Linked DNA regions of Homo sapiens: region 2 is linked to region 1. A link is a contact called in ENCODE Hi-C or POLR2A ChIA-PET data. All regions are on one chromosome and are shown on one strand. The core of a region is the stretch at or near the end of the contact, and the rest is flanking DNA. Distances in the headings are between cores, read along the strand shown. Region 1 holds the start of MAOB (monoamine oxidase B). Region 2 has its middle 8.8 kb from the start of NDP-AS1.

Region 1 (3,155 bases), core at 444-2,943:
GATGTTGGCATCTGGCAAAGGCCTTCCCAATATGTCATCCCATGGCAGAAGGGCAATGAGGGTTAGAAGGAGCAAGAGGTCAAATTTGCTGTCTCAGGCCCTTTTTATAGTGGCATTAATCCATTCATGAGGATGGAGCCCTTGGAACCTAAACATGCCCCAACATTGTTGCATTGAGGATTGAATTTCCAACACGTGAACTTTGGGGGACACATTCAAACCGTAGCAGATCCTCTCCATTCATCCTACCTCACCTGGCACGTAATTCACTTGCAGGCTAGGTGGGGAGACAAGAGTATCCACAGCCAAGAAGCCCACAGCTTCAGGGACCTGTGAACAGAAGTGGACCAGATAGGGGATGGCAAGGAGGAGGTCAGCACAAACTGTCTGCAGGGTGAGGTAGCTTCATTCTCTGCAGTGGGGACATGAGGTAGGGATCGGGGTTCAGGCACAGGGTCTGACTGTTTTATACCAAAGCAGGACAGATGGAAGTCAGAGGTGGACAAAGACTTTTCCTGTCACCTGTGACTCAGTCACAGAAGTGCCCAAATTGTCTTCTGGTCTGAGGACAGCAGAAGCTCAGGATACCTTTCTAGCAGGTAGATACAGGGAATGGTGTGGGATGAGGCAGAGGTTTGCTTCAGGTTCTCATCAAATTCCCCAGATCTGAAGCCAGCCCCTCTCAGGCCTGAACAGAAGCACTTCACCTGTTTATTTCTTGAAAAGCCATTCTATGTTGCTGCTTCCCACTTTTAGTTCTCAGAGGTGGCTTTCCTACTGTCCAGAAGACATAAACTTCTGTTTTCCCTGGAGTCACCTTAGCTTAAACTCCTATAATCTTGTTGAATCATCCCTGTGTTTGGCTAAACCAGGCTCCTCATACCCACGTTCCAGGGTCACACAGGTAACTTGGCTTGCTGCTTCTGGGGGCTCTGAATCCCACAATGCCGATCCACCACCTCTTCCCTGCTGCCACTAGTCTCCTGGGGTCTAGCCTCAACAGCTTCCACCAAGGACACACTGCATTGCTTAAGAGTGTATTTAAGGTGCGGCATTTGTGATGCTAGGGAGGAGCCTTCCTGACTTAATCACGTAGGGGGAGTGGGGAAAGAAGTGGGTATTTGGAAGGAGGGTGAGGTGGGCTGGGAATGCCAAGAAATGGTAGTACTGTGTGGTGAATCAAAGTGGGTCTTGGAATCTTCCTAGCTTTTCTTTTCTTTTCTTTTCTTTTTTTTTCTTTCTGACTTTTTATCTTATGTTGTCACTCACCATGTTTTGTTTTCCTCATCTGCAAAATGGATTGTTGTAAGCTTGAACAGGAATCATGCATAAAGTACTGAGCACAGTGCCTGGTACCTTGAAATCACTCAATGGAAGTTTCTTATTATTTGCCCTACACCCAAGGAGTAATTGGGGCCCTGAAGGAAGACACCCCAATTTGCCGTCCTCCCAGCCGCCAAGCCTGATAGTGCACTAGGGAGGCTGATGGGAAAATACCGTGCAGAAGGCTGAGGAGTGGGGATTCTGGGGCGGGACTCTTTGAAGTCCTAGGTGACCTCTCCGCCCAGGCACCCGCCCTCCCCGGGCCTGGGCTGCAGAGCTGCGGGCGGGGGCGGTGGCCCTGCGCTGCACCCGGCCTGCCTGCGCGTAGGCGGGCGGGCGGGGCTGCGCGTCCGGGCTCCCGGGGCTGGTAATATAGCGGCTCGCCGAGGCGCTGGTGCACGGGGGCAGCGCGCAGCAGGCCGGCGGGCAGGCGGGCGGGCTGGCTGGCAGGCAGGACTGGGATCGAGGCCCAGAAAACGGAGCAGCGGGCACCAGGGAGGCCTGGAACGGGGCGAGCGCCATGAGCAACAAATGCGACGTGGTCGTGGTGGGGGGCGGCATCTCAGGTTAGTCGCGGCTGTGCGCCCTCCTTCCTCTTCACGCGCTCGGACAGGTGGCTGCCTGGGGGAGACGCGGGGGGCGGCCGTGGGGCAGGGGCTGACCCTGGAGTCCCCAGACTGTCCACGCACGGGCAGGGCTCTAGTGGGTCCAGAGCGCCGTGCACTGAACCCTCCTTTGGGGGCAATTTTGGGTGCGTTCCCGGACGCAGAGGCCAGAGGCTGGAAGCCTGTTGCAGCTCTGGGGCCAGACTTTGAACTTCTCCCCCAGAAGGCTGCTAGGCCTTCGCTTGCTGGAATTTTCGAAGCCAGGGAAAAGGGGTGGGGAGGTGGCACAAAGGTCAGTCATTTGCTCCAACTTGACCTGGACACTCCGCACCCTCGCTTAGAGCAAGCATGCACCACATCGTATTGTTGTCCTGGCGTCAGGAAAACGACCTTGAACAGAAGAGGTTGGAGCCTGGCCAATCGATTGCCAAAGACTTTCCAGGCCCTCCTGATTCTTTGAGGTTCTGTGATTGTCACGGATCTAACTTGAGGCTGCAGTGTCTTTTTGGCAAATGCCTGTTTTCCTCTTATGCCTCTCGCACCCCCACTCCACCCCACCCCACTCCTAGCGCAGGGTGGCCAAGCTGCAGCTTTGCTCTCTGGCCTAGCCCATATTTGGCAAGGATGGGGACAGACACTACCCCCTCAGCCACACGGGGCTGTGTACATACCAAGGGCACCGAAAAATAGAAGCCAGAAGAAGGGATGGGGGTAGTGGTGGAACTTACCCTCTGTGGAGGATCAGGCAGATCCTATGGGATAGGGTCAATGGGAATCAATGATGCTCTCAGCACAGCCTGTTTAATGGCCCCCTGGGCATGCTTTGGCCCACCTCCTAACGCTGCCTAGTACTTGAGCAGTAATTAGGACACCTCCAGACCCGTGGATGCATTGTCTAAGACTTGCCTTAAGGAGTTCTCAAGTGGCCTTTGGGAAGTAGAGGTTGGCCTTGCTCCCTGCCAGGAGGGCAGGACAGAGTTGTTCTGACTCTCCTGTGGCTGGAGAAAAAACCAAGGCATTGGATGTTTGGTGCTGACCATGGTCCAGTCCTCCTGCCTCTGCTCCAGCCTTTCTCCCCTTTGGGTGGGATCTCAGGCTACCACATCTGTCTAGCAGGCTCTGGTGAGCTCGCCCATGCCAGGCCCTGTGCCTGGTGTTGCAGGTACATAGATGCGTAATCACAACATGCTGAGGTTGGCCAAGGCTGTGTATAAATTCAGTTTTCTT
Region 2 (3,155 bases), core at 321-2,820, 59 kb before region 1:
AAACAGCACAATTATTAATTAGCACAGTTTAATATATCTTAATCATTTGTTTCTTACACTAATTCCCATTTTTCCAAAACAGCAGTCATTCATCCACAGCCAGAAATTTCGTAGCAAGTCTTAAATTTGAATAAAGGGTAGAATATCAAATTAAAATGGGAAAAATTACAATTTTATATTACATAAGTCAGTGCTGCCTAATAGGAATATAATATGAACTATATATACATATCATTTAACATTTCCTTTTAGCCACATTTTAAAAAATAAAGAGAAACAGATGAAATTAGTGTTAGCATATTTTACTTAATACACTATGTCCCAAAAGTGATCATTTCAACATGTAATCAATATGAAAAATTATTAATGAGACATTTTACATTCTTGTTTATACCAAGTCTTTCAAGACTGGTGTGTATTTTATGCTTACAGGGCATATCAATTGGAACTATAGCTTCTTTCTGAGATTTCATGGGCATACTGAAATCACCGGGAACAAAAGGCCAATGGGGTGAGCAAGTCTAAGAACAAGAGCAAAGAGGATGGGACTGCAAACTGAATGAACCAGCTTAGCACTTAGCAAGCAACAGTTACTTGGACATTTCAGAGACTTTATTGCCAACATGGCTCTGCCCAGCAATCCCCCTCAGAGTCAGGAAATCTGAATGCACCTTTGGTTCCACCAATAACCAAACACATGATTCCAAGTGAACCACTTACGCTTTCTACTTCTCAGTTTCTTAGGCTAGATTGTGAATATCTCTTCTGGTACTATGAATATTCTTTCTACATACACACACACACAAGCACATGCTTCCCTCCTCTAATATTTCTCTGTACTCAAGGTAAAGGTACTTTAGAAAAATCTGTTCCCGTTTTATTTTCACCAGTAAGAAATCTTATATCTTACTTTTTGGGTTTCTCTGTTTTGCCTTTTCTTCTTTTCAAGGGTTGTGCCTGGGTGATGTTTTATATATGTGATTAAAAATGGGAGTAGTCTAGTAATCTCATTAAAATACTGGTTTGACCAATATCAGAACATAGTTAGCTCTATTATTTTACATACAGTAGCATTGCTGATAATGCATCATTCATCTTGAGAATTTAAAATATTAAATTCCATATTTTATGGAAATGTGTCTCATTTTTCCTTTTCATTTCCTCCTAGCTCACTCTTCCTCCCTCTTCCCTTCTAACAAAGGCTCCAAGCAGCAGATGGATGGGAAGGGATTGGGGGTTGTTCAGTGGTGGGTGGGTCAGCTTTCCCTTTGCTTTTGTGCATTGAAGCCCTGGATATATGCCAGGGGTATTTGACTAAAAAAGAAAGAGAGATACAAGCATTTAGTCAGAGTGCTCATCCATAATTAAGTTGCTTAGTTGCAGGGCCATCAAAGGAAAACTTCAAATACCCTGATAGCAAAAGCCACCTGTGCTGAAAGCAGAGAAGCAGGATCATGCAGGGGAAATGCAGAGCCATGGCAGATACTCAGAAACAGTGGGCAGAGAGGACATTTTGAAAGACAAAGGCAAGGCCCCAGGCTGTGAGTCAGAGGAAACTGGCAAGAGTTTGTTGAATCTAGACTCGCAATCTATTGCTGGGGCCTGTTTTCATAAGCGAGAGCCTTCAGCCTTTCTTTGTGCAGTGTGTTGCCTTAAACAGGAGTGTCTGCTTTTAAGATAAGAAGTCAATGACATCCCTCATAGAATCTTTACTTTGTATCAAGGATGGTGCTAGACAGGATAGATACACTAATTTAATCTTCTCAACAATTTTTTAAAGATTTATTTATTTATGTGTAGACAGTCTCACTCTGTTTCCCATGCTGGAATGCAACGTTGCAATCATAGCTCACTGCGGCCTCAAACTCCTGGGCTCAAGAGGTCCTCCTTCCCCAACCACCCAAGTAGCTGGGACTACAGGCCTACACCACCATGCCCAGCTATTTTTTAAATTTTGTAGAGACAAAGTCTCGCTATGTTGCCCGGCCTGGTCTTGAACTCCTGGCCTCAAGTGATCCTCCTGCCTCAACCTCCCAAAGTGCTAGGATTACAGGCCTGAATCACCGCTGAGCCTAAAATCTTTTTAGTTAACCACATCTTACAGACAAGGAAACCAAAGCCTAGAGAAGTTGTATGATTTTCCCCAAGTCTCACAGCCAGTAAAGGACAGGGGTAAACTTCGACCACAGATCTCTGTGTCTACTAAGCTTAAGATTCCTTGTTGTTTCATCCACCCTCCCTCCTCACACCTACCTGGGTTTGACCCTTATACAAGGCACTTTCCCATTGGATGACTACATCAAAGTACCTGGTCAGGATCAAAGGTAAATTTCTTCTAAAAACCACATGCCACCCAAGTCTTTTATAAAACCAGCGTGTATTTCTAAAACGTCTTTGGGAGCACATGAGCTTCCAGGGACTCTGGGGACTCCAACGAAACACCGGGGCCCCTATAAAATTAAAACTTCCCGAGGAAATTTTAAGTCAGACTTCTCTTGGCCTTGAGTCCAAATAATTTCAGTGAAAGTTGGCTGAGCTTAAGAATTGTATAACAAAGACTTGCCTGGGTCATTTTATTTTGCTCCCCGCAATGATATGAAAGAGAGGTAAGGGACCGGGCCATCTATATAATCTTCCCAAAACCCAGGGCCACACTGATGGCAGAATTGGTGGGGCCCCTAGAGATAATGGCCTTGCTTTAGAAATGAAAGGCTCAAAGAGGTTAAAGTCACAAACCTAGGACACAGTAATGCAGGACTGGAGCCTCAATCGCTCAGGCCCAAGCTAATGGTTATTATTGGATGTCTGCCCCATTCTTCTTCCCAACCCTGCCCCCCTGACTCCTGCACTCATGGCCAAGTTTAGATAAGGCTCAATTTCAGAGTGAATTTAGGCCAACACAGCTTCTGATACACATGGACTACGCTTTTACCTCTTTCAAACAGGCAAGCGCTACAGACAACATGCACTTCTCCAGGAATACAACCTAAGTCACAGACACATAGTATACAGTAGGGGCCTACTGTGTCATTCCAGGTAGGCAAAAGTTTTCAGAGTATCAGTCTCCCAAATAATTATATCATCAGAGCAAAAAGCATTTTGAGCAACATGCACATTGACAGTCAAGACATTTGGTATGAAGCCTTTAGATGGTG

The links. A loop is a pair of places that touch in the nucleus more often than their neighbours do. ChIA-PET counts read pairs that join two places held with the same protein, here RNA polymerase II (POLR2A). Pooled maps may share reads with other maps.
Region 2: a pooled map shows a loop between it and region 1 (2.2-fold over the local background). The contact joins the enhancer-like site here to the promoter of MAOB in region 1. A Hi-C loop is called at or near these places in 1 of 168 maps with a recorded cell type or tissue (prostate gland) and 1 of 50 pooled maps. POLR2A ChIA-PET finds 5 or more read pairs at or near these places in 1 of 52 experiments (Panc1).

What each region holds. Positions count from the first base shown.
Region 1 is chrX:43,880,988-43,884,142 of GRCh38, reverse strand. It overlaps MAOB (monoamine oxidase B), which reads left to right and starts at 1,693. Exons shown (of 15, transcript NM_000898.5): 1 at 1,693-1,889. The coding sequence starts at 1,844.
Region 2 is chrX:43,939,391-43,942,545 of GRCh38, reverse strand. No RefSeq gene overlaps it. Among named protein-coding and RNA genes, the nearest start is that of NDP-AS1, 8.8 kb to the left of the region's middle. Within about 2 kb of position 1,570, at least 2 of the 41 ENCODE cell types and tissues checked have a DNase peak (open chromatin) inside an H3K27ac peak, as active enhancers do.